3 separate regions of the Homo sapiens genome follow, and all the other regions are linked to region 2. A link is an interaction called in ENCODE POLR2A ChIA-PET data of the cell type or tissue named here. Cell type or tissue: HepG2. All regions are shown on one strand. Each heading gives the region's core, and the rest is flanking DNA. Links, peaks and the distances in the headings are about the cores only. Region 1 holds the start of LINC02348 (long intergenic non-protein coding RNA 2348). Region 2 holds the start of LOC124903567 (a long non-coding RNA gene). Region 3 has its middle 13 kb from the start of LINC02348.

What was found. ChIA-PET counts read pairs that join two places held together with the same protein. Peaks named below come from ENCODE experiments on the same cell type or tissue, not always from the same donor. Only the 100,000 strongest peaks of a DNase experiment are listed, where the experiment ranks them.
Region 1: POLR2A ChIA-PET joins it to region 2 with 17 read pairs; 2 of 35 experiments call an interaction of 5 or more read pairs at or near these places.
Region 3: POLR2A ChIA-PET joins it to region 2 with 10 read pairs; 4 of 35 experiments call an interaction of 5 or more read pairs at or near these places.

The regions. Positions count from the first base shown.
Region 1 is chr15:101,613,047-101,620,714 of GRCh38, forward strand. It overlaps LINC02348 (long intergenic non-protein coding RNA 2348), which reads right to left and starts at 1,293. Exons shown (of 3, transcript NR_147041.1): 1 at 904-1,293; 2 at 489-728. RefSeq lists enhancers at 603-1,121, 1,122-1,638, 4,079-4,691. In HepG2, for the core only: no CTCF peak of the experiment used is centred there; DNase peaks (open chromatin) are centred at 3,065 and 3,545; H3K4me3 peaks cover 821 bases.
Region 2 is chr15:101,523,813-101,531,480 of GRCh38, forward strand. It overlaps LOC124903567 (a long non-coding RNA gene), which reads right to left and starts at 4,562. Exons shown (of 2, transcript XR_007064784.1): 1 at 4,505-4,562; 2 at 2,953-4,048. RefSeq lists an enhancer at 6,507-7,165. In HepG2, for the core only: no CTCF peak of the experiment used is centred there; DNase peaks (open chromatin) are centred at 3,799 and 4,699; H3K4me3 peaks cover 789 bases.
Region 3 is chr15:101,623,763-101,631,430 of GRCh38, forward strand. No RefSeq gene overlaps it. Among named protein-coding and RNA genes, the nearest start is that of LINC02348, 13 kb to the left of the region's middle. In HepG2, for the core only: no CTCF peak of the experiment used is centred there; no DNase peak of the experiment used is centred there; H3K4me3 peaks cover 829 bases.

The sequences.
Region 1 (7,668 bases), core at 2,564-5,063, 88 kb after region 2:
CTGGTGCCTGGGTGTCGGGACCCCATAAAAACCACGGGTGACCCCTGTGCAGGGGCTGGGGCTGCTGGGACTGTGGATGGTCCCCCTAAGCCCCATGAGGCACATTTCCCAGGCATGGCAGCATGGCGGTACCTCTCTGGGGCTGTCCCTTGTGCATGCACTCTTACTCCAGCAGTCTCTGGTCCCTCTACCTTTCTCTAGTGGCCCTCGGGCTGAGAAACCATGAGAGTGTGTCCAAAGCAGGCAGCGGCCTTAAAGAAATGCCAGCCCACCTCCTCCCCACCTAGTGTCCAAAAGAGCTGCATGTTGGAAGCAGGGGTCTGTGCAGCCCTCCCCTCTCCCCTGGTACACCCTACTTGGGGAGCAGATTTGCCTGGGCAGGTCTGCACGGGGTCTGCTCCCTGGCCCAGCAGTCACTGGTGAGACACCCAGCCCTGGCATCCTCTGTTCCTAATTCCCATGAAGGTGCCTTTTGTGGCTGCACCTACTTGCATAAGGACTGAGGCATCGGCCAGGAAAAGACGTCAGGCTTGGCCAGCTCCATCTAGCAAGACACTCCAGGTCACCGGGGAAAGGGCTTTTCACTAAAGCCTCCAGGGAGACTTTGGAACATGAGCAGCACAGCTTGGAGACGAGCCAGCAGAGCACGTGACAGCGAGGAGGCAGCCGTGCACGTCGTCACCCAAGCCCCAGGCCACAGCATCCACGGGAGAGACTTTCCTGCAGCACTGCGTGTTGGGGGTAGGGAAGAGAACAAACTTAATCCTGGGCTGTTACGGGAAGCCCTGACGAGCCCCAGGAATATCAGGGACTGCAGGAAGGGTTCCAGTGTCACTGGGGAACCCGGATTCCCACAAATGCCTTGCTTCCCACAACCCGGCCTCCTGGTCCCACATGCCTCACCTGTTGTTCCAGCCTCTGCACCTGCTCACATCTCTGGGGAGTCACCCGATGGGGCTCCCCAGTCCCCGCAGCAGCATTTTCCTCTGACTCTCAGGGCCCTGCTCTGCCTTCTGTGCTCAGCAGTTGTTTCGGATTGGGAGTCAGGAGGCCATTCCCACACTTGAAACAAGGCTGCAAGAGGAGGCTGAGCAGAAACCGCACACCCCGAGGGCAAGGCGACATGCTCATTGCCCTTGCGCCCTTCCTCCTTCCCCAGGAGCAGGACTTCTGGCCGCTCTGAGTGCACGGGTGACGGCTGCCGTTTATCAGCCTTCAAATTTGTGCCCGAATCACCTGCTTCCAACTCCTCAAATACAGACTGGCTTAGCTCAGCCTGATTAAGACCAAATTAGGAAGGGCAGCTGTGTTCCACCAGAGCCCAGGGAGCCAGGCAGAGGGCAGGAGGATCAGGCCACCAAAGGTCACCTACACACAAGCCCGTACCGGTGATGTCATCGTGGATGGAGGAGATGGGCTGGCATTTTTTAAGGCTGGCCCCCTGCCTGGGACACACTCTACATGTTTCTAAGCCTATGGGCCACTGGGGAGAGCTGGAAGGAGCCAGGCACAGCCACAGGGAGGTGCCACCATGCTTGGGAAACACCTCGTGGGTCTGGGCTGCAAATGACCATCCACAGTCCCAGCCCTGGCAAAGGGGTAGCTCATGGTCCTTATGGGGTCCCGACACCCAGGCACCAGGACACGCTCTTCCACGGATGCAGGTTAGATAAGAAACCACCTTCAGGACTCTCCTACACATCTCTTCACACCTGTGCACAAAGGAATCAGCAAAAGATCCCCTCCCAGCCTGCTGTGACCGCAAAATTCCATACCCAAGACCAGGGCTGCTTAAATAATTTGAGCTCTGCAATGGAAACCTACAAAGCCACTAAAAGCAGCAGAGAACGCTGGTGAGCAGCTGTGAGTGGCAGCTGAGATTCATTACAGTTCCACAGTCGGACTCGGGAAAATGCTTCCGTGTGTGTAGCAGGCTGTGATGCGGTGTGTGGTCCCAGCTGAGGCCCCCACACTGACAGCAGTAAGAGCCGAGTATCTCACATCCTAAAGATGCCGGTCCGTGCCCGAGAGCAGATAGTCTATGAGACCTTAACCGGGGCTGTCCCAGATGCCACTCTGAGCCCTTCTGGAAGGGTGAGTTTGATCAGGGAGATGGCGAGGGAGGAGTCCTTGTCCAGGAGCTTTGGGGACAGTTTGACAGGAGCTTTTGGGATGTCAACCTTGCTCCTACCATGGGGAATGCAGAAGGGGGCTCCCCCCCCCACCTCTCCTCACATCTGCTCCACCTCAGCCCAGATCAGAGGCAGGGAGGAGAGCCTTGAGGAGCCCCGGAGTTGGGTGCACTGACTGGACCCCGCCCTGAGTAGAAGAGGGAGGCTGGCCTGGAGGGGCTGCAGGAGAACAGCAGAGTTGCTCAGCAGGACAAAGGAGACACTGCGGAAGGGGTCTGAGTTCAGGTCATCTTGACTGGTTTCCTCAGCACGGCCCATCATGAGGCAAAACCCTAAACGCTGACTCAAAGTCTGGGAACGGAATGGGCTGTTTTGTCCTTGGCTAGAGCCCTGCCAGCTGTCCCGTTCCCTCTAAGTGCTGCATGCACTGTGGACGTGGCATTCCCTCTAAGTACTGCATGCACTGTGGATGTGGCCTGCCCTCTAAGTGCCGCATGCACTGTGGACGTGGCATTCCCTCTAAGTGCTGCATGCACTGTGGACATAGTGTTCCCTCTGCCTGGTCCTCCTATGTGAAATCCCCTTCCCAGCCAGCCAGCGCCCCCACCTGCACTCCTGGCCCCACCCTTGAGGTCCTTTCTGGGGTGGCTGAGCTCTTCTGCAAGACCTGTGTCCGGGCTTCCCTCCACCACAGCTCAGACCCTCCCAGGGGCCCATGTCCATGTCGGTAGAATGCATGAGGGACGCCCAAGCCCATTCGGTCCCAGATGCCTCCTTCGAGGCAGGGCCGTGTGTGTGTCATCAGCATCACACACTCACACACACTCACCCGCAGGCAAAGCCCCTCCCTGAGCCCAGGAAGGCTCCAAAAGGGGCGTGGTCACAGCCTCCTGCGCCTTCAGGGGCGGGAACCCAGAGGAAGAGCAGCCCACGTGCGGACTCCGCAGGAATGAATGGACACAGTTGGGAGGAGAGGGGAGTTTCTTGGAAGTAAATTCCCCCTGACATTGAGATAACTGGTTCAGGGTCCCATCCACAGAGTACGTGCCTGTTAGCAGGGCAGGAGGCCAGAGGGCGGGGCCTCGGGAAAGCTGCCCAAGCTCAGCAGGGACTCCACTGCTCACAGAGCAAGCAGCCCGACTTGTTCAGCTTGGAATCTGGGCTGGGACCGCTGGGGTCAGCAAAGAAGATCTAGGAGACATCCCATAAAATATCAGACTATCAGGATCCAATATAATACGTGTGATATTGAGCTCATTGCACAGAAGCTACAAGTAAACATTGGGTTTAGGCCACTCAGGGAAAAATGACGGAGCCTCATTTCCATAAGGAGCTGGCCTCATTTGAAAGCTTTCCACCCCACCTCTCGCCTCACCTCCCCCGCGCTCCTTTCTTGCTTCATAAACTTTCACCACTGCCATCGACCAAAAAGCAAACAGAGACTTGGAAACCCCGTGTACAACACGTACACTGCGCTCTCGTTGATCACTATTGGGTAAACTAAAATGTAGCTTACCACCCAGGGGAGGCGTGATGTGTGGGTGTGTGTGTGCACGTGTGAGTGTGACTGCGGGTGAGTGTGTGAGTGTGTGATGCTGATCACACAGGATAAGGCATAGTCCTTTATCCTGGGTCTGAGAAGATGCATGGTTTGTAGAAACAGACAAATCTGTGAACTGCAGGATGAATGGCCCTGGCTGCTGTGAGCCCATCACCCTCTGATCACACATCATAAAGAGACCTTGAGGAAGGAGTGAGTTTACTGACTGACATCTCATTAATTCGGCCCCGGCAGGAAACAATGAAATCTAACTTTTCTAGACACCATGAGATACCCTTAGAATCACGCAAGCTTACAAATGAGCATTTTGTGGGAAACATTTTTATCCTTAACTAAAACATTCAAAGCACAGCTTAATTTTCCTTCAGACTCTGGGTCCTCGCTGTGGAAGATGGTCATTCCTTGGAGCTGCAATCAGGATGACTCCAGCAGGGTGCCCACTTGGCCCCAGAGAAAATGGCTCTAGATCACTGCATCTTGCAGCCTTGCATCTACTCGCAATGGTCAGTCGTAACCATGTGAATGAAGCGATTCACAGAGGCACACGGGGATCAATTATAGCAAAATGGCCGAGGTGAACATCACCCTAATCCATTAAACTGCTCCAGCTCAGCTGACACATAATCGATAGCGTCGTAATCCATCTAGTTAAAAGTTTGCAGAAGCAAGGAGAGAGGGCTGGAGCGAGATCCACGGAAGCAGGGGTTTGCTTCCGTCTCTTAACCCTGAGCCGCCACAGGTCTACGTCGTGGGGCCAATGTTATTATATCTGCAAACTCTGGCCGAACTTACACACTACAGCCCTCCTGGAGTTACTGGCTGGCTCGGACCCCATCATATTCCACGTGGGATTTGAGGTGGCAGCCACTTGTTGCTGTGTGCCTGGAGTCCTTACCCGCCAGGCAGCCCTCTGAGCTCCACTGGCTGCAGCGGGCAACCAGATTTTAAACAGACGGCTGCATGTCAGGGGTGTTTGCAGCTGGCGGGCCACGCTTATCTGCGGAAATGCTGGCATTTGCACTGTTCTGTTTCTGCGGTTGCCTCCAGGACCTGGAGAGCTGATTCAGTTCTCCCTGGCTGCTGATACTCCTTTAGGGATCCAGACTAAACCAAGAGCCAGGAGCTGCAAAGCTGAGGCCCAAGCCCTGGCTCTTGGTGACTGTCACCCTGGAGGGCCTGGTAAGCTGTGCAAATAAAGACAGGTCGTTGCTGTTAATAACAGTAAAAGTGCAAAAGGTGGCAAACTTTTTGTATTTGTAAATTAGAGTGGATTATAAATATCATATGAGGAGATCTCGAATTGTGTTTTTACACAGATTGTGTCATTTGCAATCCCATGAGGTAGCTACTGATAATCCCTCCATTTTACAGATGAAGAAACTGAGGCCTTGGTTGGCTACAGACCACACTGATGTATCTGAGAGCTCTGGGGCCTTGGCTCCCCACCGCTTTGCTGCCTGTCTCCTTGTGAGCCGCCTCTCCCCACCTCCTTCCACCCCCGACCCGTGTCTGTTACTCGCTTGCTCGCCTCCTGGTGCAGGAGAGAGAGGGCTGGAGTTACGCCGCCCCGCCAGCCAGCACCGTAACCTGCAACTTCTCTCCTCAGGGTTACTGATCAGAAAAGATTCTTCAGTGTCTGATTTCATTATCTACTTACAAAATGTTTTCATGATGATTACATCAAAAATTAGCTGACTTATTTTTCCTCCAAGAATTTCCTTTCTTACATAGGCCAACATTAGCCGTCCCCCTATCCACGACACACTGTGGCTGACCCCAAAAGGCTGGGCCAGTTGGGGGTGGCGTTTGGCTGCTAGTAGCCAACTGTGGCTTAAACAGGAAAGAATTGTTTTTTCTCTCCGGTGGGAAAGAAGGCACAGCTGGGGTGGAAGCTCCCTGTATCCTTGGGGACGGTGTATCTTTCTTGTCTGCCTTTCTGTCACAAACACATCCTTACTCCAGCCTGAAAGGAGGAGGAGAGAAGAAACAGGCAGAAAGGACACAAACTGCTTCCAAACGAGTGGTGTGTGTCTGGTCCCATCCAACAAAACAAAACAAAATAAAACCAGAAACCACAAGAGGCCTCTTTTGGTGATGGATGTTCCGGTGGTCTTGGGTTGGTGGGCTTCCACAAGTTCCAGCCCGATTCAGCCAAGATCTCCAGTCCCAGGCGTATCAAGCAAAAGGAAGTGAAGATGAGAGTTGGGGGACTGAGAGGAAAAGGAGCAAATGTGGCTGCTGTGGTGACCCTGATATTGGTGATTGCAGGAAGCAGCTGTGACCCCTGGAGCCGAGGGAGCTCAGAGGAGGGGCTGGCGCTGTACCTCTGAACCCAGCACGCTAGGCCGGCAGGCAGAGGCCTTGCTGTGGCCATGCCCATCTTCTGCTTCCAGAGCAGTGGGGCTCTCCAGGGCACCTGTTTGTGTACCCACAGCCAACAGCTCTGGGCAGTTAGTGGGAAATTACAGCAACCAGTAAAGTCAGAAGCACTGAGGCTTTAGACTCACACACGTGCAGTATCTCCCCAGCCGCTAGCTAAAGACATTGACCTTTTTTGGTGATGGATGTTCTGGTGGTCTGGGGTTGGTGGGCTTCAACAAGTGGGGGTTTTAGCATGATTCAGCCAAGATCTCCAATCCTGCAGCCTGGGACCCTGACTTGGTAAAACGAACACATCTGACACCGCTTGAGTCGCCATCTATAGGAGGTAAGTGTGAGTCTGGGTTCCAAATATTTTATCAAGCCTGTCAGGGAAGCAAGCGCTGTCTGTCTGCAGGAAGATGTCTGTGGGGAGAGGGCAGATCTGAGTCCAGTGAGTCTCTCCTGCAGCCAGCCTCCAGGTCCACCCTCCCCCAACAGATGTCCTCTCGCAAATGAAAAACACTCAAGACGTGGAAAGCAGACAGATGGCAGGAGGGTCCTTAGCCCGGACTGATGACAGCCGGCTCTGGGCCAGGTTCTGGACAGGATTGTGGGCACACGGTCCCGACCCACCACTGCAGTTCTTGTGGGATGGTCTTGGTCCACATGCGAGCCCCTCTCAGGCCAAACACCTGCTTACTCCATATTTTCATGTAATTCTAATTCATGTAAATGATGTTATTTCATCAAGGACAATTGAAGTTATGGTTGGCCACTTTGGGTAACTTATTTTTTATTTTTTTAAATTTTTTTTGAGATGGAGACTCACTCTGACCCCCAGACTGGAGCGCAGTGGTGTGATATCGGCTCGCTGCAACCTCCGCCTCCCGGGTTCAAGCAATTCTCCTGCCTCAGGCTCCCCAGTAGCTGTGATTATAGGTGCCCACCATCATGCCTGGCTAATTTTTGTATTTTTAGTAGAGACGGGGTTTCACCATGTTGGCCAGGCAGGTCTCGAACTCCTGACCTCAGGTGATCTGCCTGCCTTGGCCTCCCAAAATGTTGAGATTACAGGTGTGAGCCACCACGTCCAGCCACTTTGGGTAACTTTTAACATAGACAAAATAGTTATTTTGAGAGGCATCCTAAAACAAATAGAAAAAAAAAATCCTGACTATCCAATGGCCTGCATTCTTTAGTTGGCATAAGGAGACTTCTAAACTCAATTCAGATTCTAAAATTATCTACCTAAGTTATTCTACTCAGGTCAGAAAAAATGTCAGTGATAAACTGAGACTTGTGCCGCGCATTTATATTCTAGGCTTTTCTGACTTCCTCTGACCAATCATTTCCCAGGAGGTGCGAAGCCTTGCTGGATAAAAGGTAAGCGGCGTGACCCTGAAAAGGACACAGGGTTAACACATCCTCGAAAACACAAACACACAAACAACAAAATAGAAACTCTTTTGACAGGAACACTTGGCAATAGTGCGAACAAAAGAATAACTGGAAAGTAATATCCCACCTAATTACAGAAAAAAAGAACTAGTGAGTTCTGAGGGATTGTGAAGGAAGACTCCAGCCAGCCCCTCTCACCTTCTTTTCCCCTGCTCT
Region 2 (7,668 bases), core at 3,344-5,843:
GCTGGTGGCTCCTCCCTCCCTGGCAGTCACAACACAGCCACCTCGTTCTGTGCATCATGGCCTCAAACTGCTCCTCCCTGCTCATCAGGGAGGGAACAGCCAATGTTCCCTGTGTCTCATTGGCCATAAGGTCACCTGCCCTGCAGGGTGCTGAGACAGGGACTCTGGTCACAGGTGGCTGTTGGAACCCTCCCTCCTCAGAGCTTCGCAGGTCAAAGGGATGCGATTAGACTCTGTCAACACCTCTAAGAGCTCCACTGTGCGCAACAGAGAACGAGATTCCGTCTCAAAAGAAAAAAAAATCAATCTATCCACCATCATAACTTTAGTCAATATGCTTATTCCGTCACCTCTTCATTTGTCATCCTTCAACAGTATCTACTGATTCTGCACTATTAAAAAATGAGAATTTCCCTCATTTACCCTCCCCCACCTCCTCTCAGTCACGATTGTTAGTTTTCACATTCGTTAGATTCGCACCTGTCAATATAGACTTGGGCATTTACTGCTTTTCCATCCAGCTGAGACTGCTGAATCTTCAGCACACCGTGGAGGCCTCTGAAGCCCTGTCCTGTCCTCCGTCTCCCCTCCCCTCTTCCCCTTCTCTTCCTCCATCCCGTGGGTTTTTCTTTTGCAGCACCAAGGATGGCATCATATTCTGTTTGATGAGCATAATTAAGTTTTCTGTTCTTTGTTAAGTTTTATCTGTGTTGAAAACAAGTCAACGGCATTCGCGTTTTTACAACTTTGTAAGTACCATTCATAGCAGCCAAGTGGCTTCCTTCTCTGTGGTTGGTGGCTTTCCCGGGGCCACAGGAGAGAATGACTTCAGCGTCAAGGCTGAATGCATTCTGTCTCTCATAAACTTTCTTCTTGCTCAAAACCATAACGTGGCCGGGCGCGGTGGCTCACGCCTGTAATCCCAGCACTTTGGGAGGCCGAGGCGGGCGGATCATGAGGTCAGAAGATGGAGACCATCCTGGCTAACACGGTGAAACCCCGTCTCTACTAAAAACACAAAAAATTAGCCGGGCGTGGTGGCAGGTGCCTGTAGTTCCAGCTACTCAGGAGGCTGAGGCAGGAGAATTGCTTGAACCTGGGAGGTGGAGGTTGCAGTGAGCCAAGATCATGCCACTGCACTCCAGCCTGGGTGACAGAGCGAGACTCCGTCTCAAAACAGAAAACCATAACATATTTTTAGTTTTTTCATGATTAGACTGTGGCTTTCACAGACAACTTTTTGATATCCCCCCCATGTTTGATTTACCTTTCATTTTTCTCATGGACGAAGAATAACTGCCTCTTGATTGCGCTTCTCTGTCTTGCAATCTGTGCTGTTTATTTATCTGTGGACATAGCTTCTAACTTGTCACTCCATACTCCCATTTGTAACTGCCAGGGCTGGAAGCCTATGAACTATATTCCCAGCTTCTCCTGATGCAAGTTTCCGGCCAATGAGAGGCACTGGAGGCTGGAAGGCTGGATCATGGGAGAAAGCATGTCCCCTTCTCCAGCTCCGGGAGCAGCTGGCAGCTGAGAGTGACTGCAATCTGCAGATTGGTGGTGGGTGTCACAATAGTGGCGGAGCTGTTGATGTTTAGGCTCCGTAGCAGCGGCCAGAGGGTAACTCCTGGTTTCTGGATGAGGGGCAATCGTGCTCATGAGCTCTCGTAGCTTCACTTTCCATTTCATTCTCCAGTTCTATAGGGGGTCAGTGACCTCCTGTAGCTGCTGCTCTCTGAGTGCTATGGAATGAATGTTTGCGTCCTTCCAGATTTTTATGTCAAAGCCCTGCCCCCCAATGCAACTGTATTTGGAGACAAGGCCCTTAAAGGTAATTAAAGTTAAATGAGGCTGGATGTGGTGGCTCATGCCTGTAATCCTAGCACTTTATGAGGCCGAGGCAGAAGGATCACCTGAGGTCAGGGGTCTGAGACCAGCCTGGCCAACATGGCGAAACCCCGTTTCTACTAAAAATACTAAAATTAGCCAGTCATGCTGGCACATGCTTGTAATCCCAGCTACTCGGGAGGCTAAGGCAGGAGAATCGCTTGAATCCAGGAGGCCGAGGTTGCAGTGAGCCAAGATCACGCCACTGCACTGCAGCCTGGGTGACAGAGTGAGACTCCGTCTCAAAAAAAAAAAAAAAAAAAAAAATTAAATGAGGTTTAAGGATGGGGCCCAGTCTGGTAGTTTGTTCAATTTCTTTTCAAAAGAGCATTGTTTTTGTTTTTGTTTTTGTTTTTTGGCATGAGGTTGTAATCGCTGTGTGCCTGGGGTCGGGAGGCTGACTGACAAGGCAGCTTCCTCCACAGACTTCCAGCAACAGTCCTGCCCTGGCTGCGCTCCTCTCCCCCAGGCCTCCAGGCCACCAGCTTGCAGCCTGTGCTCCTCTGGGGAGGGATCCCCCGCTCCCCCACTCCCAGCCTCGCCCTGACAGTGATCCGAGTTGCGGATTTTGGCTTTCTCCTCCATCCTCACCCGTCCAATTGCCCTCCAGCTCACAGAATCATTTTCTCAAAATTTTCAACTGCTAATGACCCTGTCACCAGGCCACCTGGCAGGGAAGCCCACTTGTCCCCTACCAATAGGCCCATGGTGTCTTGGAGGCTTTCCTGGTCTCCTGGGACAAGACAGCTGCCCGGCTTGTAGCCAGGACTGTGCCTGTAGCCCACCTGCTGTAAGGTCACGCCTGCAGGCCCTGAGTTTTACCGGCAAGATCTAAGTCAGTTCTCTACCAACACCCTAAGGCAGGTACTACTACTTTCTCCGTTTAGAACTGGGGAGAGTGAGATGCAGAGAGCCCCTCCCCCGACCCTAGGCAGAGCCCGAGACTCGCCGCAGGCTCATGCACTGTGCCACCTGCCCTCCTGAGGCCACGCTCTTCTCACGGGAGGTGGCCCTGTGGCCTCACCTGGGCCGGATGGGAATTGCAAACTTGAAACCACTACGTCTTTTTCCCTGTTTTTATTTTAAAAAGGATATTAAACGAACATATCTTTTAAAAATTAAAGTGAATTGAAGTTCATTTTCATTTTATCCTGAGAGGTTCACAGTAGCTCTTGAAATAAATGAAAGTGACTTTAAACGGGCTTTGTTTTGAGGTGATCTCAGCAGCTCTGAGGATACGCACAGCAGTCTTGGAGTCTCACAAAACTCGGCTGGAAATCTCTGGCCCCAGAGGGAGGAAGATGCTTCTCTATTTCTACCTGAGGCCTTCCTTAGGCTCCTGGTCAGGAAGGGAGAAGAGACCCCGGGCAAGGGGTGAGAAGTGGGGGTGGGGGAGTCTTGCCCCTTCCTCTGGACGACAGAGCCCATTACTAGAGGGAATTTCAATGGTGTTTCCAACCCCAGGTCTCACCCAGGAAGGAGGAATCTAAACAAACTCAGCTGCCAGTGGCTCCCCCATAGCGACAGTTTGAGGCCGGATTCACTGAAGTTTTCACAGATGAGTCTAGGTAAAGTTGTGGGGGTTTTTGCTGTTGTTTTGTTTTGTTTTGTTTCTTTGAGACAGGGTCTCAGTCTGTCGCCCAGGCTGGAGTGCAGTTGAGTGATCTTGGCTCACTGCAGACTCCAACTCCTGGATTCAAGTGATTCTCCTGCCTCAGCCACCCAAGGTGTGAGCCACCATGCCCAGCTAATTTTTGTATTTTTAGTAGAGACAGGGTTTTGCCATGTTGCCCAGGCTGGCCTTGAACTCCTGAGCACAAGCGATCCGCCCACCTCAGCCTCACAAAGTGCTGGGATTACAGGCATGAGCCACCGTGCCCAGCCAAAGTTGTGGTTTTAAGCAGGATGTTCCAAAGTCCAGTGGTTATGACCAAACGCCACACAGAGACAGAAGCCTCCCGCACAGCCCCAACTCCCAGCAGCCATGGTGTTCCAGGTCCTCCAAAGTCAGCTTCTCCTCCAGGAGGCCACTGAGCTCCCCAGCTGCGGGGCTGAGGCCACACAGCCCTGTGCGGTTCATCTGCCATCCGGGCCCTTCTTCCTCTTCTGAGCTTCACAGTTAGCCCAGGGAAGAAAACAGGCGTGTCTTCCACAAACCCTGAAGGGAATGGGAAGTGCCAACAGTGAGAAGGACTTAGATGTAAAGGATTTACACACGGTCACGGCATTTCCACAACCCTCTGGGCACCTGAGTACACGTGTGCAGACACACCCCCAGATGGGGGCGAGGGGTGGGGTGCCCCAGCTATTCACACCTAACCATGAGCGTGTGAGGCAGCAACACTTAAAGGCCACTTGCTTTCCGCAGCATCTCGATGGAGCAGGAGCCTGCCTGGGGCATCTCCAGGCAGCTTGGCTGAGCACCCAGGACTGAGTGCAACCCTCAGCGTTTACATTTTTTAGTACTATTCACTAAGAGAGAGAGAGACAGAGAGACAGTGATAGAGACAGGGAAGGACAGAGACAAAGAGAGCAATGGGTGAAGAAAGAGCAAGCAAGCAGGGATGTCGGACATTTCACACAACGCAGTCACCAGGGAGGCAAGAACACTTACAGAACAGTTTGAGCCAAAGAGTCACTCAGGGACAGGAACAGCAATTTCTTAAATATTTAAAGCAGACACCCTGTGAGCGGCTGTGGAGGCGGCTCTTTGTTAATATTTAACACGAGCTGGGCAGTTGCCGGGAAAACAGCTGTTTACAGGAGAGATTAACCAATATTCATCATTGCTCAAAGCTGTGGGGAGGCTTCAGGGGACAGGCAGCTGCCGGTATTTCTAGAATACAGCAGCTCAAGGCCACAGGGCTGGGGAGGCTCACGGTGTCCCCAGGGTGCATGAAAACTGTAAACAGGCAGTTCGGGGTCACCTACCCTGCTCCAGAATCACGGTTTGCAGGAAACCCAGCCCTGCAGCTGGGCCTGGGTGGTGGCTGCTGGCCGGCCAGCCAGCACCTCGCTGGACAGCTGCGTCCCACAGTCCCAGGCTGGGCTGTCCTTCAGGCCCATCCACAGTCCCAGGCAGACTCCTCGTGCACTCCCTGCATGAAGTCGGGGGCAGGTGCTCGAAAGTAGAGGGGTTCCCACTGATGGAAAGTGTCACCAGCCTGCCTGCGAATCCCCCAGCTCACACTTGGGCTTGCAGGGACACCAGCCAGGCCGTCTTGCAGAGAAGACAAGCTGCCTATTTTCAGGGGCTATGAGTCTTGTTCATGACAGTTTTCTCCTCTATGTGCCAAACATTCAAGAGCCTGGCCATTTTCACACAGCCCCATAGCCTGGGTGAATCAGGCCTCACTCCCCTGTACTTCCTTCCAAACATTCTATCACTCCCAACACCCTCCACCCAGGCCTCATGGAACTACACACAGATCACGCTTGGGCCCAACTGGATGCGGAATCCCAGCTCAGGACCAAGGAATGCTGCTGCTGTCTCCACAATGCCCTAGACCTGCAACCCTGGGCGCTTCCTGGCATACCACTGCCCACTCTGCCCACACCACAGCTGACTGACTCCTAATGGCTCTTCAAACAGTTGTTTGCACACCTGACCATTTATTATAAAGGAAGAAGCGCCGAACAGCACGTGCTGCTCTGAGGAATCTGTACAAGAATTGGGGCTCTGCGTATTAATCTTTGCTAAAATGAATTTAGTTTGGGTATTTAGGTTTCACAGCATAAATATATTTTTCTCTACTCTGAGACCAATTGGCACAGGCTGTCTAAGGCATTAGAAGAACAGTCCTTAATCTTTCTGTGTTCACAGCATAGTTCTGAATACCAGAAATCTAGAGGAATGCTTGAAGAGGTTTTTAAAAAATTAAACAACATTAAAGGAGTCAGCAATGATTTCCATCTCAGCAAAACAGGGGCCCTCAGGGTCCAGAAACATCCATGGCCATTGAGCAGTCACTTGGTCATTCTTGTGGATGCTTTTTTTGAGATGGAGTCTTGCTCTGCCACCCAGGCTGGAGTGCAGTGGCGTGATCTCGGCTCACTGCAACCCCTGCCTCCCAGGTTCAAGTGAGTCTCCCGCTTCAGCCTCCCAAGTAGCTGGGATTACAGGCATTAGCCACCACGCCTGGTTAATTTTTGTATGTTTAGTGGAGATGGGGTTTCACTATGTTGGCGAGGCTGGTCACGAACTCCTGACCTCAAGTGATCCACCCGCCTCGGCCTCCCGAAGTGCTGGGATTACGGGCGTGAGCCACCACGCCTGGCCTTCTGGATGCTTTTTATTTTGTGGTTATGCAGCATCAGGACAGCCTTTTAACATTTGAGAAGTGAACCGTCTTAGTGGGAGGCAAAACCCTGCTTCCCTCTACAGAAGCCTAAAAGGCCAAGAACGTGCACTCCCTGACACCGGTGGGGGGTAGCAGGGCTGTGCAGCCACATGCCCAGGAGGCACGGAGACTTCAGGGTCCGTCCCCCCATTCCCAGGTGGCAGAGCAGTGCCCCAGTGTCCTGGGTGCGAAGAGCAGTGGCTAGTGCATGCTCAGCACCAGCAGTGTCCTAGCCACATGTCTTGGGGCTATAGCTGTGGCCACTTGGCACCTCCAGGTTCCTGACCCTTCCCCACAGTGACTCAGCAGGGAGTTGTCTGTGAGCCACTTGATACCCTTTTACAATATTCCCTTTCTGATGATTAACCAGAAGTGCTTTGCAGGCGGGAAGCCTGGTGCGCACAGTCAGGGTCTGCCCTGTGCTGCTGCTTGAGGACTGTCTCCTGCCCTGACGGTGCTCTTCAAAGCTGCCGCGGGCCTGCTTGATGTAATGCTCACTTCTGACCTCTTTGCCCATGCAAGGCACACCCTGCCCTGCCGTCCCTCCCACCCCCTTCCTCCTTGGCATTCTGATGGACTCAGTGGTCCCCAAAATTGCACACATCAATTAAACCAGCAGCACACTCATGGAGGGCGGGTGGCGCCCTGGGTGCTGCTGTGTGCCAGCTGTCAATCACCGTGGGCTGGAATGTGGATTACAAGCCTGGAAGGGGTATCGCGCACTCAGGGTTTAGCCACAGTATACAAACGGCTTTTCCACCTTTCCTGTCCTGAAGGCCACAGCAGGGCCTGCTCTGCTCCCTGCGGCAGTGGTCCTCATGCTTGGCCAGGTGACTAGGCATACTCGCAGTTACTGCAGGGCCACTGTGTCCCCGGCTGAGCCTCGTGCCACAGAGAATTGGTCAGAGAAGAAGGCGGCTTAGAGAGGGTCCGGTTGGCCTGCAAGCCTGAGCCCCTGCCCAGGTGGAGATTAAATCCTTGTTACCTGATGGTATTGACGCTTAAAATTAAAACTGAGTTCAGTTACTGAAAATAGAGAAAGGGCCACTTCTATGCTCCTGAGATCGGAAGTGAGGTTTATCCCCCCGGGGATCTGAAGGATCATCCACTGGGCTTCCCTAAAGCGGCATTGTGTCATTTCTCCCGGCTAGGAGAGGTCTCCCCATTCTCAATTCCCGTCACTTATTCTCACTCAACAGAACCTCTCAGAGCACCTACCGTGTGCATGAGCCCAGTGTCGATGGGCCACGGGCCAGCCAGCCTGGGACGCGTGTCCAGGGCAGCTGGGATTTGGACTCTACTCCACGAGGCCACACAGGGGAAGGGGAAGCCCAGACGGCTGTCAGGGCATTCTTGGGAGCCGGGGGTTTGGAAGGGCTGTTGGGCGTGCTGGGGCACCGGCTAGGCTGTGGGGTGGTGACTCTCCTGCAGCCTTGGG
Region 3 (7,668 bases), core at 2,018-4,517, 99 kb after region 2:
AAGATAAGAATTACAGGACACTTCTGATCAGAAACTACACAAGCCAAAAGACAATGGAGTGACATTTTTAAAATGCTGAAAGAAAGGGAAAAAATCTCTCAACCCAGAATTCTATATTAAATAAAAATATTTTTAAAAATTAGGGTAAAATAAAAACATTTTCAAACAAACAAAGGCTGAGACAATTCATTCTCGATTCATTTAAAGAAATTTCTTCAGATAGTAAGAGTGTATTATGATCACCTTGAGGAGGATGGGATCGGCCCCCTCTCACTGGAATAGTTTAAATGTCAAGAATGATAAGGCCGTATGCACCGAGAAGATATGGAAATGCTTCTTGCTCATGCCATGGGACTTTCTGAAGAGAAAAGGTCAGGTGCAAGTCAGTATAAATGGTGGGAGTGAGGCAGAGTTAATGGATTTGGCTTGTATTGTGAGTAGGTGGTGGGACTGAGGAAAAGGTTCAAGCACAAAGGGTGGGGCTTGTGTGGTTCAGACTTCCTGCTGACACCAAGGGAAGAAATATGCAGGTCCTTGTAACTGGAGAAGGAATGAGGTTTGAAAGCTATCAAAGGTCAAACATAAAAAATGGAATCTTACTCTCTATTACATGGAATGTGAGAGCAGACAAAAATTCGGGTCTACACCAGGGGTGTCCAATCTTTTGGCTTCCCTGGGCCACATTGGAGATAGAATTGTCTTGGGCCACACATAAAATATGCTAACCCTAAGGATAGCTAATGAGCTTCAAAAAATCGCAAAAAATCCCATAATGTTTTAGGAAAGTTTATGAATTTGTGTTGGGCCACATTCAAAGCCATCCTGGCCCTCATGTGGCCCATGGGCCATGGTTGGACAAGCTTGGTTTACACAAAGAAATGAAGAGCATCAGAAATGGTAAAACATGGAAGTAAGTATAAAAGATTCCTCTCATTTCTATTGGAGTAACCACATTCCATCTTATATTTCCCACTATTTACAACCAAACTCTGGATGAAATCTCTAAAGCAACCATCAGAAGACTGAGAGGCAGAGAAAAGAAGGTGACTTGGCCAGGGATTCTGAGACATGAGGAACAACCAGGTGGTGAGTTCCTTGTTATGATTTCCCTCCCGTATATCTTCATTTGAGTACCGGAGAGGCCCACACTCAGAAATACCAACAGGCACAAAAAACAAAGGCTCCAAGGAAAGCTTACTTTCTCTAGGCAAAAGTATTGATAACGGGCAGCCCTGAGAGATAGAACACATTCTACACCAGATGAACAGATGGTATAAAAAAAAAAGTGATACAATCCTCCAACCCCATGCAACACCGCAGCTGCAGGGACTGAGGGCAGAGCCCTGTCAACCATCCCTGTCCTACCCTAATGATCAGGGACCCTTTCTTCTCCCGACTTGGAGTCTATGGTCAGGGAGACCGTGTTAGTTTGTCCTCCTGCTGCTAATAAAGACATCCCTGTGACTGGGTAGTTTATAAAGGAAAGAGGTTTAACTGACTCACAGCTTAGCATGGCTGAGGAGGCCTCAGGAAATTACAGTCATGGCAAAAGGGGAAGCACACATGTCCTTCTTCACATGGTGGCATCAAGGAGAAGTGCCAAGCAAAAAGGGGAAAAGCCCCTTACAAAACCATCAGATCTCATGAGAGCTCACTCACTGTCATGAGAACAGCAGCATAGGGTAACCGCCCTTATGATTCCATTACCTCCCACTGGGTCCCTCCCATGACATGTGGAGATTATGGGAGCTACAATTCAAGATGAGATTTGGGTGTGGACACAGACAAACCATATCAGAGACTGTAGTGGAGACCTGTTTGGCCATTTCTGTCTTGCATTAAGGAGAAAGAACCCTTCCTCCTCTACACCAGGACTCAGAGCAAACTTCAGGGTGAAGCCCTTTCAACTATTCTGATCCTACACTAACATGGGTAGAAGTGGCACCCCTCCCCCAATACCTATCACTGTGGAGACTGTAGAGTGAATCCTTTCTACCATCCCTCTGCTGCACTAAGCAAATGTCAGCAAAGAGGTGATGCTTCTCTCCCACTCCACTGGTGCATAGACTGTGACCATCCCCACCGTGCACGAAGCAAACAGCAGCAAAGAGGCAGCACCTCCTCCCCTCCCAATTAGAGCAGGGTAGGTAGGATTACGGAGGAGAGAACCTGTGTATTAATTCCTGGGCAGACCCCCAAGCAGCCTATGCCTAATAAGAATCAACACATTAGAAGATTGGAGAACTGAGCTGCAGTGTCAAACACTGCTATCATTTCACATTGGCCTCTGGGCAGCACATAAGCTGGGAAGACCAGGGTAGCAAACTAAATTGGCATTTGAATCTCAGCCTATGAAAGTGTACCGGAACATGCATCCTGAAGCTAAACAGGTTGACTGCCTGCTGAAAGAAGATTTAAATAGAAACCAGAACTTCATGACACAACACTCAGAATGTCCTAGTTACAATCCACAATTACTCATCACACTATGACCAAGGACATCTCAATTTGAATGCAAAAAGGCAAACAACAGACAGCAACACCAAGATAATACAGATACTATAATTGTCTGACAAGGGTTTTAAGGAACCAGCATAAAAATGCTCCAAAAAGTAAATAGTAACACTGTGGGAGAAAAAAAAAAAGAAAAAATAGAAACTCTAAACAAAGGAAAAGAAAACTTACCACGGGAGGAGCCAAGATGTCCGAATAGGAACAGCTCTGGTCTACAGCTCCCAGCGTGAGCGACGCAGAAGATGGGTGATTTCTGCATTTCCATCTGAGGTACCGGGTTCATCTCACTAGGGAGTGCCAGACAGTGGGCGCAGGTCAGTGGGTGCGTGCACCGTGCGCGAGCCGAAGCAGGGCGAGGCATTGCCTCACTTGGGAAGAGCAAGGGGTCAGGGAGTTCCCTTTCCGAGTCAAAGAAAGGGGTGACGGACGGCACCTGGAAAATCGGGTCACTCCCACCCGAATATTGCGCTTTTCAGACCCGCTTAAAAAACGGCGCACCACGAGATTATATCCCGCACCTGGCTCGGAGGGTCCTACCCCACGGAGTCACACTGATTGCTAGCACAGCAGTCTGAGATCAAACTGCAAGGCGGCAGCGAGGCTGGGGGAGGGGCGCCCGCCATTGCCCAGGCTTCCTTAGGTAAACAAAGCAGCCTAAAGCTCGAACTGGGTGGAGCCCACCACAGCTCCAGGAGGCCTGCCTGCCTCTGTAGGCTCCACCTATGGGGGCAGGGCACAGCCAAACAAAAAGACAGCAGTAACCTCTGCAGACTTAAATGTCCCTGTCTGACAGCTTTGAAGAGAGCAGTGGTTCTCCCAGTACACAGCTGGAGATATGGGAACCGGCAGACTGCCTCCTCAAGTGGGTCCCTGACCCCTGACCCCTGAGCAGCCTAACAGGGAGGCACCCCCCAGCAGGGGCAGACTGACACCTCACAGGGCCCAGTACTCCAACAGACCTGCAGCTGAGGGTCCTGTCTGTTAGAAGGAAAACTAACAAACAGAAAGGACATCCACACCGAAAACCCATCTGTACATCACCATCATCAAAGACCAAAAGTAGATAAAACCACAAAGATGGGGAAAAAACAGAACAGAAAAACTGGAAACTCTAGAAAGCAGAGCGCCTCTCCTCCTCCAAAGGAACGCAGTTCCTCACCAGCAACGGAACAAAGCTGGATGGAGAATGACTTTGACGAGCTGAGAGAAGAAGGCTTCAGACAATCAAATTACTCTGAGCTACGGGAGGACATTCAAACCAAAGGCAAAGAAGTTGAAAAACTTTGGAAAAAATTTAGAAGAATGTATAACTAGAATAACCAATACAGAGAAGTGCTTAAAGGAGCTGATGGAGCTGAAAACCAAGGCTCGAGAACTACGTGAAGAATGCAGAAGCCTCAGGAGCCGATGCGATCAACTGGAAGAAAGGGTATCAGCGATGGAAGATGAAATGAATGAAATGAAGTGAGAAGGGAAGTTTAGAGAAAAAAGAATAAAAACAAATGAGCAAAGCCTCCAAGAAATATGGGACTATGTGAAAAGACCAAATCTACGTCTGATTGGTGTACCTGAAAGTGATGGGGAGAATGGAACCAAGTTGGAAAACACTCTGCAGGATATTATCCAGGAGAACTTCCCCAATCTAGCAAGGCAGGCCAACGTTCAGATTCAGGAAATACAGAGAACGCCACAAAGATACTCCTCGAGAAGAGCAACTCCAAGACACATAACTGTCAGATTCACCAAAGTTGAAATGAAGGAAAAAATGTTAAGGGCAGCCAGAGAGAAAGGTCGGGTTACCCTCAAAGGGAAGCCCATCAGACTAACAGCGGATCTCTCAGCAGAAACCCTACAAGCTAGAAGAGAGTGGGGGCCAATATTCAACATTCTTAAAGACAAGAATTTTCAACCCAGAATTTCACATCCAGCCAAACTAAGCTTCATAAGCAAAGGAGAAATAAAATACTTTACAGACAAGCAAATGCTGAGAGATTTTGTCACCACCAGGCCTGCCCTAAAAGAGCTCCTGAAGGAAGCACTAAACATGGAAAGGAACAACTGGTACCAGCCGCTGCAAAATCATGCCAAAATGTAAAGACCATCAAGACTAGGAAGAAACTGCATCAACTAACGAGCAAAATCACCAGCTAACATCATAATGACAGGATCAAATTCACACATAACAATATTAACTTTAAATGTAAATGGACTAAATGCTCCAATTAAAAGACAAAGACTGGCAAGTTGGATAAAGAGTCAAGACCCATCAGTGTGCTGTATTCAGGAAACCCATCTCACATGCAGAGACACACATAGGCTCAAAATAAAAGGATGGAGGAAGATCTACCAAGCAAATGGAAAACAAAAAAAGGCAGGGGTTGCAATATTAGTCTCTGATAAAACAGACTTTAAACCAACAAAGATCAAAAGAGACAAAGAAGGCCATTACATAATGGTAAAGGGATCAATTCAACAAGAAGAGCTAACTATCCTAAATATATATGCACCCAATACAGGAGCACCAAGATTCATAAAGCAAGTCCTGAGTGACCTACAAAGAGACTTAGACTCCCACACATTAATAATGGGAGACTTTAACACCCCACTGTCAACATTAGACAGATCAACGCGACAGAAAGTCAACAAGGATACCCAGGAATTGAACTCAGCTCTGCACCAAGCGGACCTAATAGACATCTACAGAACTCTCCACCCCAAATCAACAGAATATACATTTTTTTCAGCACCACACCACACCTATTCCAAAATTGACCACATACTTGGAAGTAAAGCTCTCCTCAGCAAATGCAAAAGAACAGAAATTATAACAAACTCTCTCTCAGACCACAGTGCAATCAAACTAGAACTCAGGATTAAGAATCTCACTCCAAACCGCTCAACTACATGGAAACTGAACAACCTGCTCCTGAATGACTACTGGGTACATAACGAAATGAAGGCAGAAATAAAGATGTTCTTTGAAACCAATGAGAACAAAGACACAACATACCAGAATCTCTGGGACACATTCAAAGCAGTGTGTAGAGGGAAATTTATAGCACTAAATGCCCACAAGAGAAAGCAGGAAAGATCCAAAATTGACACCCTAACATCACAATTAAAAGAACTAGAAAAGCAAGAGCAAACACATTCAAAAGCTAGCAGAAGGCAAGAAATAACTAAAATCAGAGCAGACTGCAGGAAATAGAGACACAAAAAACCCTTCAAAAAATTAATGAATCCAGGAGCTGGTTTTTTGAAAGATCAACAAAATTGATAGACCGCTAGCAAGACTAATAAAGAAAAAAAGAGAGAAGAATCAAATAGACACAATAAAAAATGATAAAGGGGATATCACCACCGATCCCACAGAAATACAAACTATCATCAGAGAATACTACAAACACCTCTATGCAAATAAACTAGAAAATCTAGAAGAAATGGATAAATTCCTCGACACATACACCCTCCCAAGACTAAACCAGGAAGAAGTTGAATCTCTGAATAGACCAATAACAGGATCTGAAATTGTGGCAATAATCAATAGCTTACCAACCAAAAAGAGTCCAGGACCAGATGGATTCACAGCTGAATTCTACCAGAGGTACAAGGAGGAACTGGTACCATTCCTTCTGAAACTATTCCAATCAATAGAAAAAGAGGGAATCCTCCCTAACTCATTTTATGAGGCCAGCATCATTCTGATACCAAAGCCAGGCAGAGACACAACAAAAAAAGAGAATTTTAGACCAATATCCTTGATGAACATTGATGCAAAAATCCTCAGTAAAATACTGGCAAACCGAATCCAGCAGCACATCAAAAAGCTTATCCACCAAGATCAAGTGGGCTTCATCCCTGGGATGCAAGGCTGGTTCAATATACGCAAATCAATAAATGTAATCCAGCATATAAACAGAGCCAAAGACAAAAACCACATGATTATCTCAATAGATGCAGAAAAAGCCTTTGACAAAATTCAACAACGCTTCATGCTAAAAACTCTCAATAAATTAGGTATTGATGGGACGTATTTCAAAATAATAAGAGCTATCTATGACAAACCCACAGCCAATATCATACTGAATGGGCAAAAACTGGAAGCATTCCCTTTGAAAACTGGCACAAGACAGGGATGCCCTCTCTCACCACTCCTATTCAACATAGTGTTGGAAGTTCTGGCCAGGGCAATTAGGCAGGAGAAGGAAATAAAGGGTATTCAATTAGGAAAAGAGGAAGCCAAATTGTCCCTGTTTGCAGACGACATGATTGTATATCTAGAAAACCCCATTGTCTCAGCCCAAAATCTCCTTAAGCTGATAAGCAACTTCAGCAAAGTCTCAGGATACAAAATCAATGTACAAAAATCACAAGCATTCTTATACACCAGCAACAGACAAACAGAGAGCCAAATCATGAGTGAACTCCCATTCACAATTGCTTCAAAGAGAATCAAATACCTAGGAATCCAACTTACAAGGGATGTGAAGGACCTCTTCAAGGAGAACTACAAACCACTGCTCAAGGAAATAAAAGAGGATACAAGCAAATGGAAGAACATTCCATGCTCATGGGTAGGAAGAATCAATATCATGAAAATGGCCATACTGCCCAAGGTAATTTACAGATTCAATGCCATCCCCATCAAGCTACCAATGCCTTTCTTCACAGAATTGGAAAAAACTACTTTAAAGTTCATATGGAACCAAAAAAGAGCCCGCATCGCCAAGTCAATCCTAAGCCAAAAGAACAAAGCTGGAGGCATCACACTACCTGACTTCAAACTATACTATAAGGCTACAGTAACCAAAACAGCATGGTACTGGTACCAAAACAGAGATATAGATCAATGGAACAGAACAGAGCCCTCAGAAATAACGCCGCATATCTACAACTATCTGATTTTTGAGAAACCTGAGAAAAACAAGCAATGGGTAAAGGATTCCCTATTTAATAAATGGTGCTGGGAAAACTGGCTAGCCATATGTAGAAAGCTGAAACTGGATCCTTTCCTTACACCTTATACAAAAATCAATTCAAGATGGATTTAAGACTTAAATGTTAGACCTAAAACCATAAAAACCCTAGAAGAAAACCTAGGCAATACCATTCAGGACATAGGCATGGGCAAGGACTTCATGTCTAAACCACCAA